Regions from separate parts of the Homo sapiens genome. Here region 1 is linked to region 2. Evidence: chromatin loops called from intact Hi-C (ENCODE). Cell type or tissue: mammary epithelial cell. All regions are shown on one strand. Each heading gives the region's core, and the rest is flanking DNA. Links, peaks and the distances in the headings are about the cores only.

Evidence for each region. A loop is a pair of places that touch in the nucleus more often than their neighbours do. Peaks named below come from ENCODE experiments on the same cell type or tissue, not always from the same donor. Only the 100,000 strongest peaks of a DNase experiment are listed, where the experiment ranks them.
Region 1: a loop joins it to region 2, with 2.8 times the contacts of the local background. A loop is called at or near these places in 1 of 110 quality-filtered maps.

The regions. Positions count from the first base shown.
Region 1 is chr16:51,877,447-51,883,332 of GRCh38, forward strand. No RefSeq gene overlaps it. Among named protein-coding and RNA genes, the nearest start is that of LINC01571, 120 kb to the left of the region's middle. In mammary epithelial cell, for the core only: no CTCF peak of the experiment used is centred there; a DNase peak (open chromatin) is centred at 3,505; H3K27ac peaks cover 1,283 bases.
Region 2 is chr16:51,991,677-51,997,562 of GRCh38, forward strand. It overlaps LOC105371259 (a long non-coding RNA gene), which reads right to left and starts at 2,922. Exons shown (of 3, transcript XR_933563.3): 1 at 2,822-2,922. In mammary epithelial cell, for the core only: no CTCF peak of the experiment used is centred there; a DNase peak (open chromatin) is centred at 3,135.

The sequences.
Region 1 (5,886 bases), core at 467-5,466, 110 kb before region 2:
AAGGTCTGATTCCTATGGGCCTCTTCATTTGGGAATTAGGATGCCTTTCCTCACTGTGCTCTCACATCGAGCTGCAAAGGGCTGCGAATCTGGCAGAAGCCACTCATGTGAAAGTCATTGTCACTATGGAACAAATAGCCTGGCATAAGGTTGGAGGCAGATAACTCCTGTTCTAGCCCCCACCATATAGCTAACTCTAGACTTGACCTTCAGCAAGCTGCTCACACTTTGCTCAACTTCCTTATCTACCTTCCTGATGCACGGGTCCAAGAATGAATGACCACTCAGTACGCTCAGTGCACATTAGGGCAGTGGTTCTCAATTGGGAGTAATATTTCCCACTCCAGAATATTTGGCAATGTCTGGAGACACTTTGGATTGTCACATCTTTGGGCAGTCTGCTGGCATCTAGAGGGTAGACGTCAGGGATGTTGCTAAACATCCTACAATGCACAGAACAGCCTCCCACAACGAAGTTATTAGTCATTAAGTTATTCAACAATTAACGACCTGCCATATGCAAGCAACTGCCTTTGATATTTTTATTCTAAATAAGCACTTATTTCAGTTATTATGGTGTTCCCTAAACACAGACATAAGTTCTGAAGTTCAAGAACTTGCTCCCCTATGTGAAATACAAGAGAGAAGATTCAGTGTTGCACCATCTTCTACTCTTGAGCTAAAGTTACCTAATTTAAACCTGGTTGAGATAGTTTAGATAATTTAGAACAGTATAAACCTTTTAAGACTTAATAATGTTTGTATTCAAGGAAAACATAAAGTAAACTGGTTTGAACAGTAGCCCACAAAAACAGAAGCAGGAATCTGTTTCTAGATTTTTCAGATCTTTAAAAGTCTCCTAAGAAATGGCCTGGACCCAGAGCCTGCCCAGAGTGGGGACATTCCTCCTGTTTGTTGAGTTGAGTTGGACACCATCATGCTACTCTGGCAAGACCATGCACCTTGCCTGCTATGACATGGTTGTTCATTTTCTGTATAGAACAAAACCAATGTGAGATAAATGCAGGAGCATGGGACCCAGCATCGGGTTGGTACTTGATAAATATTTCTGAGTAAATAAGTGGATGGGAAACTGGATGAAGTACAAATGAATCAAGACAGTTGTTTTCTCTCTGGGCCTCATTTTCTTCACTTATAAAGTAGAAAGATGCTAACACCTGTTCTGTAGATCCTAATGATGCTTGTGAGGAATAAATTATGTAATTCTTGGAATGTCATGTTGAAGAATGGGAATAAAATAGTCCTCGTAATAAAATAGACTCCATTTTCACTACACCCCATTGCTGGTCATCCCCTAACCAAACCTTCCTTCAGGAAGGCAGAAAGCAACAGCTCTGTCTATCTAAGGAGGATTCCAATTCCCAGTCACCACAAGGGCTTCCTACAACTGAGGAAAGAGAAAAGGAGAACAGAGTTACTGAGCTCCAAATAGATAGAAGTTCAACTCTCACCAAGTGCCTAATCTACAGAATGAAAGAAAGGCTGAGCTATCCCATGCTGCTTGTAGCCAAATGATTATCTTCCCAGTAAATGTCAAAAAGAAAAGGCAGTTTACTGGCCCTGTACTCAATTCCTCACCAATGTAGAATGACTTCATGCAAATTTCACATGGGCTCAGATGACCGGGACCTCACTAGCTCTCACCCTATCCCCCAACACCATAATTGCCACCCCCAGAATGTCCATAAAGATTTCCACAATAAATAGCTGTGTAGAATAACTTTTCTTCTGTGTTCATATAAAAATAAAAAATGCTAGATTAAACAAAGTTAGACAGATTTTTTTTAACTTACAGGACTTTTCAGAGCCTTTAATGCCCTTTGGACATATCCATTGGCTATAGTGTGTAGATTTCAAAATTTACTTGAAGACAGAATCTTATGTTCTCAGTTTACCTAGAGAAAATTATGTTTCAAAGAGCATAGCTTTGGAAACTCTGGGCAAAACTGTTTCTATTCTGACAAAGGGCCCTCCTACGTTTCTTCTAAAAGAACCAAACTGCACACTCCAAGTGAGGTCTCTTGTACATGTTCTTCTTTTAATCCTAGACTCAGTTTCTTAGGCCAGATGCCTCAGTTTGTGGATGTCCACTTTGAAAAATCAACTCCTCCTGACAATCAGTTGGCTACAAGCAGCATGGGATGGCTCAGCCTTCCTTTCATGTGTAGATGAGGTGCTTGGTAAGACATGAACTTGTGTTTATTTGAAGCTCAGTAATTCTGTCCACCCCCTTTCTTTGCTCCACATTGTCAGAAGCCCCTGCAGTGACCGGGGATAGGGATCCTCCTTAGGTAAGCAGAGTTGTTGCTCCTGACTTATTGAAGGGTGCAGGTTGGTTTGATTTGGAATTGACGAGCAACTGGGTGGTAGTAATCAACTGCTCTTATAAGTCAAGCTAGGTGGACACCATTTATGGGCTGCACATTGTATACCTCTACCAATCCTTCCTGAGGGAACTACAGTTTATATATATGACAAACTGGCAGTTGACCCCACAAGACAGCATCTGTGAGAGCACTCAACTTAGTATCACCACCTGGGAATGACAGAGCATCTCTGAACAGAGAAGAGAATTGAAACTATCAGGGAAGACTTCTGGAAGGTTAGTGGAAATGAACCCAGACCTTTACTACCTTGGGGAAGCAGAAAGTGTCTGGACTCAAAGTTTCAAGCAGATAAAGAAAAAAACCTATTTAGCAGTGCCTCAGATCAGGTTCCCTAAAAAGAAAGCATAAACTACAGATTCGAATGCATTAATTGCAATGTAGAATATCCTCCTTTTAAAGCAAGGGGTCTTTTGAACTCTCCGTGAGTCAATCAGTGGTCATGGGCCCTCCCTTCAAGTGAAGGGGTAACCTATGGGCAAGAAGTTCAGCAGCTAAGGCCAGATGCACTGGCCAGGTAAAGGGAATTTAGGTGGGAACCCACCAGCATATGAAAAGCAAAAATGAAAATGTATAAATGAGCATAAGATTTTCATGGAATGATAAGAAAGCAGTCCGAATATACGACAATATGTGAATTGCAGTGTCGAATCAGGCCCAAACAGGGTGAAGGGAAGGATGCATGGACACATTTCAGAAGCCTTTTGAGAAAGGCAACACATGCCTGAAGGTAGAGCCCCCCCATCCTGATATAATATATCTAGAATGTGAACTACTCAGTGATTTGATTGTTTTTTTTTTCCTATATCCGATGTTATTGCTGCCATCCATCTACATTTTACAGAGAACACGAGCTGAACCCTTCTCGTGTGTGGAGGCTTCAGATAAAAAGATACATGTGCAATTCGCTTTTCCATTTCTTGCATTTTATGTTGGCCTTTGGTATGATTTTCCTCTAAAACTCTTCTTTTGGATAAACTAAATGATGGTTCTCAGGGTTATAGGGAATAAGACAGATATGGGATATGTTCATGTCTAATATTTGCAGGCTGCAAGAGGAAATGAGTCATTTGAATAACATAAGCAACGATAACTCAGCTGAATATGACTAAGATGTTAAAAATAAGGTGTGTTTACAAGGGAATAAACTTCCTGATTGCACTGCTGCTCTCCAGAGAGATGGGAACGGAGCAGGCAAAGGTCCTGGGCATACCATAAATTGCACTCTATTTTTCACTGGTCAAGTGTGGTCATAGTGAATTGCTCCTGATGGCCTCTCGTGTCTCTCCCAGGTCTACCGGTAAAAATTTGAAGAACACATCACTTCGGGGAATGCTTTTGAGACTTTACATGATAGCCCCATCACTGGGGCTCTTTGCCTTTGTTTTTCTACGGATTCCTAAAGTAATCTTTAGGAGCTATCCTTTCTTGAGGAAAAGATCTCATTTATATTCATTATCATTTAATTCTCCTTTCTCTGCCCTTCCCCAGTTTCTTTATTGAATCTCAGGACCCTATAATTCTGTACTCATCAGATCTTGAAAATTGATTAATGCAAATCTGTAAAAGTATTTTGAGCTCAAGTGTTAATGTCTTAAAATGGCTAAACATTTCTGCTATTCAGAAGATAATGATAACTAATCGAGTGCCTTTTTCTTTTGAACTTCATGACTATTATACATTATATGGGCCAAGACATTGGAAGAAATATTTTTGGTTAATAAAAAAAAAGCCTGTCCATCTAGAACTTAACTTCTTTCATATGGTCTATTGTTTCTTGCCATGCATTCTCATGCCCTGCTACATACACCCTTATAACACAGAGGTTGGTAAGATAAAAACAACTTTTCTGAGACCAACTTGCGACCATAGCCCTCAATGTGACTTGTGCTCTGTAAATTAGATTTGGGAGATTTGGAAGGTAGAAAGTAGGCAGAATTTTTTTTTTTTTTTTTTTTTTTTCCAGCAAGACTGGCTGACAAACAACCTACAATGGCTATGTGTGTCTGTAGTTGCCTGATTGCAGATTCCAGTGTCTGGGGACCACATTTGTGGGTATGAGACAGCTGCAGGAACTGGCGGTAGACGCAGTCTCCTATCGGGTGATGTTGAAGCCAAAATATTAATGGCATTTGCTGTATGCACATTATAGTTCAACAAAAGTTTAAACTAGAAAAAAAAAACATATCAATCCCTCAACTTCTGAACCATCCATTTTTTTCAATAATTTTGAAAGTATTTAATTCCTTTTGTTAAAGGCCTTTTTGATTATAATTCCTAGAGTATTTTCTGTTTCCTATGCAGATTCCTGACTGTATAATAATTTTCTCCTTTACCTCTAAGGTCATACATAAAAGACACATTTTAATTTGGTTCAGCAAGTTTTCTGACAATGAAATGGACTATAATGATGGCTAGTGAGATTGGTATCAAGAAGATAGTGCAGAAGAAATTGCACAAATTGTATGAAGGGGATGTTATTAAAATAATTTGAACACCAGGCATTAGCTTAGGTTCGGTAATTCTTAAAGTTCTGTTCAACTGGAAATTTTCTGATTTTACTAATTCCCCTTGAAAGTACCCTCTGTGAGATGTTGCAAAAGTCAGACAATCTGCCCCTGGAAAGAACTCCCAGTCCTCACCAGACATCAGAAAACAAAAAGCACATGCATTCACTTTCCACCATTTTTCTGCTGGTCCTGAATTTGAGAAAAACACCAAAAACATAAGAGTATTGTAAATAAGGAAGAGGTGTTCTACCTTCAAACAGCAGAGGCACAGAAGGCAAGAATTTCCCCCACCACCAAGAAGTAGGTCCGCCAAGAATTAGGCAGAATCTAGAAGCACCTCCCAGAGCATAAAGGCATGTAACAGGATTAAAGGACCAAGGATAGGAAGATTTCTCATCCCATTTTTGCTCTCTTTCATTGGTTCAGAATTCCAAGGACTGCACCAATCAGAAAACTGTTCTCTTTACTTACATTAGTATTTCTAGTTGCAACAGCTGGAGTTGTGGAACTCCTTCATCAGCTCTTATGAATGACTCTCCTTTGATCTCTATTCATAGGTTACAACTTCTGGAGAATACCTGGATATAAAAGGAGATGGAAGACTGGAATTAATATATTGAACCCAGGCAGTAGCCACAATGAAGAGAAGATAGGACAATCTGTGATAGTAACAGTTCACAAATCCCATATACTCAAAACATCACAGTGCTTTGAGTAGCATCATAGTGCATCATAGGTAGTGAAGGCAGAAAAAAGTCCCAGGTAGACAAAGCCATGACATAGCACCAGCTTTAAACCCAGAAGAGAATTCAACAAACACCCATATGGAAAGAAACCTAGAGAAAATTCAGACACTTTGCTCTCATACTCTGGATTCAGATAGATTTCTTCTGAGTTAAAAACAGCTGTATCTTTTTTTTTCTTTTTTCTTTTTTCTTTTTTTTTTTTTTTTTTTGCATTCACTATATGTC
Region 2 (5,886 bases), core at 270-5,269:
GGAAGGCAGTCAACCTTAGAATGAATAGCCATTCATTCATTCATTCATTCATTCAACAAATGTCTACTGAGTCTCTGCTGTGTGCCAACTATTGTCCTAGGTGCTGGAGTAGACAAGAAGGACCAAGTCTTCACCCTATGAGAGCTCACATTCCAATGCAGGCTCACCCTGTAAGAGTTCATATTAAAAGTTCTCACCCTATGAGAGCTCATATTCCATTACAGTGTTCCTCAACCATGGCTCTGTTGATAGCTTGAACTGGATTGTTCTTTGTTGTAGGGGCTGCTTTGTGCATTGTTGGGTGTTTAGAGGCATCCCTGGCCTCTACTCACTAGATACTTGCAGCAATCGCTCAGTTATCACCAACATAAAGGTCTACAATATGCTGAATGGCTGCTAAAGGTGGTGGATGGAATTAATGAACCCCAAGTGAGAAGCACTCTTCCAATGAATAAACACACCATAAATACACAAATAAAATGTTACAATACAGTGTCTAGTAAAGGTAAGTGGACAGGAGATAGCAAGGGATGGGGGCTGGTATGGTCAAAGACGATCTATCTGAGAAAATGGTATTTTAAGACTCCTAAATGAAATGAGAGAGCAAGCCACAAGAATATCCTTCAGAAGAGCTTTCCAGGCAGAAGGAATTGCACATTTATAGGCCCTGAGAAGGGAGTGTGTTTAGTGTGTATGAGGAACCGGTAAGAAGTCCAACCCAGTTTTGTATTACTCTCATTTTTTTCTAATGATTTTATTTAACCTTCCTGGAAACATTCTAGATGCTTAGAGTGTTCCAAGTGCAGAAAGCAAGAGGAAGAGTAGAAGGAGAAGATGTTGCAGAGGCTCCAAGGGCCAAATCAGGTGTGCCACATGAGGACGCTGGGCTTTATTTTAAGTATGATGGAAACCTGATGGAGAATTTTGAGCAAGGGAGCGATATGACCTGACTTGCTTAAAGGGGTTATGGGGGACAGGAAAGGCCTGGGAGCAAGGAGATAGTTTGAAAACCACTATAGGTATCCATCTGAATTATGATGGTGGCCACATTTGGGTGAGAGCAGAGAAGGTCATGAAGAGTAGTTGAATTCCAAGTATGTTCTAAAGGAAGGGATGATAGGATTTATGAGGATTTGGGTGTGATATGTGAGAAAAAGAAAAGGCATTTAGGAATTTTAAGTTTTGGGATGGATGGTGGTGTCATATACCGGGGGGTGGGTGACATTTGGGGAGAAGCATGTTTGAGAGGGTCATAGGAGTTAGGTTTTGATCACATTGATTTCAGAAAGCCTATTGAATATTTCACTGGAGATGTCAGTAGGCAGTTAGACATATAAGTCTAGAACTTAGGGAGTGGGTGGGGCTAGAAATAAAAATTTGCAAGGCATCAGTATACAGCAGAGTTTTCAAGAATAGGGTGAAATGGCTTACAGAGTGAGTAAAAATTGAGGAAAGATACAAGGATGGACACCTGGGGCACTGCAGCATTCTGAAATGACCCAGAGGTGTGGCTAGGAAGATACACTCTTTGATGGCCTCACGTTATTATGGCATGGGAGCGGCATAGTAACCCACACTGTCAAGAGAAGACAAAAGTCCAAGACAGGCCAGGACCAAAAAGGTTCTGTCAGTGGAAAGTACAGGTGACTCAGCTACCACTTTCATGAATTAAAGACAGCAGTCATCAGTGACCAGCACTTTTCAACACTGTCACTGTTGTGTACAGTAAGGAAAGACAGAGGAACAGAGATCAGGGGAAGCTAAGTGAAGACTACACAGAGAATCTATGCACTTTCTTAGCAACTTTTATATAAATCTAAAATTATTCCAAATAAAAGAATTATTATTATTTTTTTTGAGACAGAGGAGTCTCACTCTTGTTGCCAAGGCTGGAGTGCAGTGGCGCAATCTTGGCTCACTGCAACCCCCTGGGTTCAAGCGATTCTCCTGCCTCAGCCTCCTGAGTAGCTAAGATTACAGGCACCTGCCACCATGCCCAGCTAATTTTTGTATTTTTAGTAGAGACGGGGTTTCACCATGTTGGCCAGATAGGTCTCAAACTCCTGACCTCAGGTGATCCACCTGTCCCAGACTCCCAAAGTGCTGGGATTACAGGTGTGAGCCACCACCCCCGGCCAGTTTATTATGTTTTTATAAACAGGAGACAGTGTTTAAAAAATTGAAGAACAAGAAAGACTCCAGCTGCCTGTATCCTAATTAGAATGAGCACTTCTTAAATATCTACAATTTGCTGGGTACTGTGTAAGGCTTATTATCTGCATTTGCTTTAATAATTTCCTAATAACAATCCCCTAATAATCCTCTTGAGTCTGGAACATTTCACATTTATATAAGAATATAGAGCCCTTGGGAGACTAACCAACTTTCCCAAGTTTACAAAATATGGAAAGGGCAGGGCAGAAAATGCAACCCAGATTTGTATGAGTCTCATTTTTCTCTAATGATTTTATTTAACCTTCCTGGAAACATCCTAGATGCTTTGAAGACCAAATAAAAGCAATGGATATCTTGCCAGAAAATATATATGTACAAAGAATGTTAATTACCATATCAGGAGATTCATGGATACCTATACAGTATCCAGTAACCACCAGTTAAAAACCCATGTACCACGCCCCCCTGTATCTGAGATCTCAATTAGACAAAAGAAAAACAGATGAAGTGAAAGAGAAAGAAAACAGAATGGTATTCAAAGCCTTCTTTTGGCAGAGTTTAAAAATTTAAGCTTAGCCGGTGCCAGAATTCTCAATGTATTTACTGTTTCCATGATTTAAAATATAATAGAAAGCTGAGGTCTTACCCTGGTCTCTAACATGATCCTGGGAACATCTGGAAGGAGAAAGCAGCACAGGTGAGTAAAAGTCAGACACCACTGTGCCCTGGGCCATGGCATTTTCTGCTGCCTACATCCGGGGCTCCAGCAGGATACCTGGCCCCAGGCATTATTTGGAGAGGTGGCTAACATTAAACAAATAAGAAAAATCACTAACTAGGCCAGCAACACCTGTATCTGGAGACACACGATCCCAGCACACCTGCATGCCAAGAGCATTAGCTCATTACCGAACATATCTGAGCACCCTCAGAACACGTGGTCCTCGGTGACAAATTCAATTGCACTTGGCACAAAGCCATGGCGTTATTCACATGCCATGTCTCTGGGCCTTTGCCAAGGTTCTGCAGGATGTGGGACTCATTGAACACAAGTTGTAGGCCCTGCCCACAAAAATGAGAGGACAAGTAGGAGAACCAACGGAGGCAAAAACGGGACAGGGGATGAGAAGTAAGAGAGCAAAGTTACTTCTATACCCACATGATTATTTTCATTATTATTATTATCAACTTCCAATAAGTTCCCAAATTATTCCCATCCTCAGTAAAAATTTTCAGATTTTACTCATTTGGTTTATCTTAGTTCTCTTCACACCCAAAGACAAACATACAAGCATTAAATTTTTGGCACTCAAAAAAACACAATCAAACCTTATGAACTGGCACCTGTAAGACAAATTCAGCCCTTTGGAGGTGGTTTGCTCATTCTTCACTTTCATTCCATTTGGGGCAGCGGGCAGTTGTGCATTTCTAATTTGAAACTCTTGAAGCATTTTCTGCCTCCTCAGTTTGCCTCAGTTCCCACCTGGCCCACTGTGCTCCAAAGCCATGTGGATTTGCCACTCCATCTTAGAGAGGGCCAGCCATGCCCCTCTTCTCCTGCCTTTTCCTTTTCGTAAATGTGGAAACCAATCTATTAAGGAATAAAAAGATCACAGAAATTAAAAAGGAGAGGGAGGTGCCAGACCCAAAATCTGTCTTCTGGTGTGCCATCCTGTCAAAAATTGCAACATTAGGGTCCCATTCCTTTGGGTTAAGAATTTGTCTCTCAAGGAGCTGAGCAGAGAGGGGACAGCACAGACTATATCCCCAGAAACCTCTGCTATCTACTCAGAGGTGCTGCTCACTTTGGCATCTTGAAAATATTGTAAATCCTGCGGGCATGGTGGCTCATGCCTGTAATCTGAGCACTTTGGGAGGCCGAGGCGGGTGGATAACCTGAGGTCAGGAGTTCGAGACCAGCCTGGCCAACATGGCGGAACCCCGTCTCTACTAAAAATACAAAAATTAGCCAGGTGTGGTGGCACACGCCTGTAATTCCAGCTACTTGGGAGGCTGAGGCAAGAGAATTGCTTGAACCTGGGGGGCAGAGTTTGCAGTGAACTGAAATCATGTCACTTCACACCAGCCTGGGCGACAGAGCGAGACTCCGTCTCAAAAAAAAAAAAAAAAAAAAAAAAAAAGAAAATACTCTAAATTTGTGATTTAAGATGTGTGTGGGTGTGTGTAAATATGCATGTAAATATATTTTTATATATGTTATACATATACATATATATTTTATATACACGTAAATTCTCTCCATGGTCTCTCTTCCTCTTTGAGGCTTTTTTTCCTGCTTCTCCAAACCTCTCCAGGTTTTTTATTCAGATGTTGCTACTTGTAATCCTAACTCCAAAACATATCTATGTTTACTAATATATATATATATATATATATATGTGTATATGAATATATACTCATATATATTTTTATTTATAGATTAATATATAAGAATATATATTCTTATATATATTTATATATATAAGAATATATATTCTTATATATATTTATATATATAAGAATATTTATTCTTCACATATATATGAAGAATTTTTTTGTTGGAAAGATTTCAGATAGAAGCAGAGCTAGTGATCTGGCTGAAGGGGGTGGCGTAACACAGAGCCCCTCAGATCTGGCCCATCTGGAATCTTCTTCGTGCAGGGCTGTGCACTCACCTGTCTGCTTCCCTGAAAGACACTCCAAGCTCATTATCCCTGAGTGAGCGATTTTCGTGTTTTGAGTGCCATTTAGCTAAGCTCTTTGAGAGACAAATCCTTAACCCAAAGGAATGGGACCCTAATGTTGCAATTTATGACCAGATGGCACACCAGAGGAGGAAAGAGTTTGGGCCTGGTACCCTCCTCCCCCTCTTTAAACCATATGCCTAAGACTGGCAGTGACTCTGGGAAATGAACCAGTAGGGTTATCTTTTCCCTATGATATCAAATTTTACAACCCAGTCTGAAGGATCACTTTATTTCAAGAAACAGATACTCACTTAAGCTAGCTTTGGCAATAAGAAATTTATTGGAAGGATGCAGAAAAATCTCGTGAAACCTGTTTGAAGAACTACAGCTGGCCCTGGAAAGTCACCAGCACCCTCTCTTCTTTATCTCCTTATTTTGGGGACCACTTGAGCTCTCGCAGCTGTTTCTTTTTGCAAGCCTTTTCCATTCTCCCCATGGTCTCTCGTTCTCTCTGAGGCTCTTTTTTCTGCTTCTCCAAACCTCTGTGAATTTTTTTACTCAGATGTTGCTATTTGCCATCCCAACTGTTTATGGCCTCAGTTTCAAGGCCATCATGGCTGGCTGTATTTTTCCAAGCCCTTCATGTTTTTGAAAGAAAGACACTGATTGGTTCAGCTTAGGTCAGGTGACTCTCTCAGTCCAATCAGCTTTGGTAATAGGGCAAGGTCAACTGGAACAAAGAAAGTTACTCAGAGATAAAGGCTTCCATAAGACCACTAGGAGCATTCTGAAGAGAGGGACAGCAAGCTTCCTGAATCCGTGTTTCTCCTCCTTCCTACCTCACAGGGTTGAGGATGGAACATGGCACTCTGGCACAAGAACCACACATGAGATTAGGGGCAATAAGCTTCAACAGTTCCCCACCTACAGCACAGAAAATGCACTCCTCTCCAGTGATGGAATTTCCTCCATCTCTCCCCACCCTGCTGGGGCAAGTGCATGGGATGGACTAATTCAAAGCCTC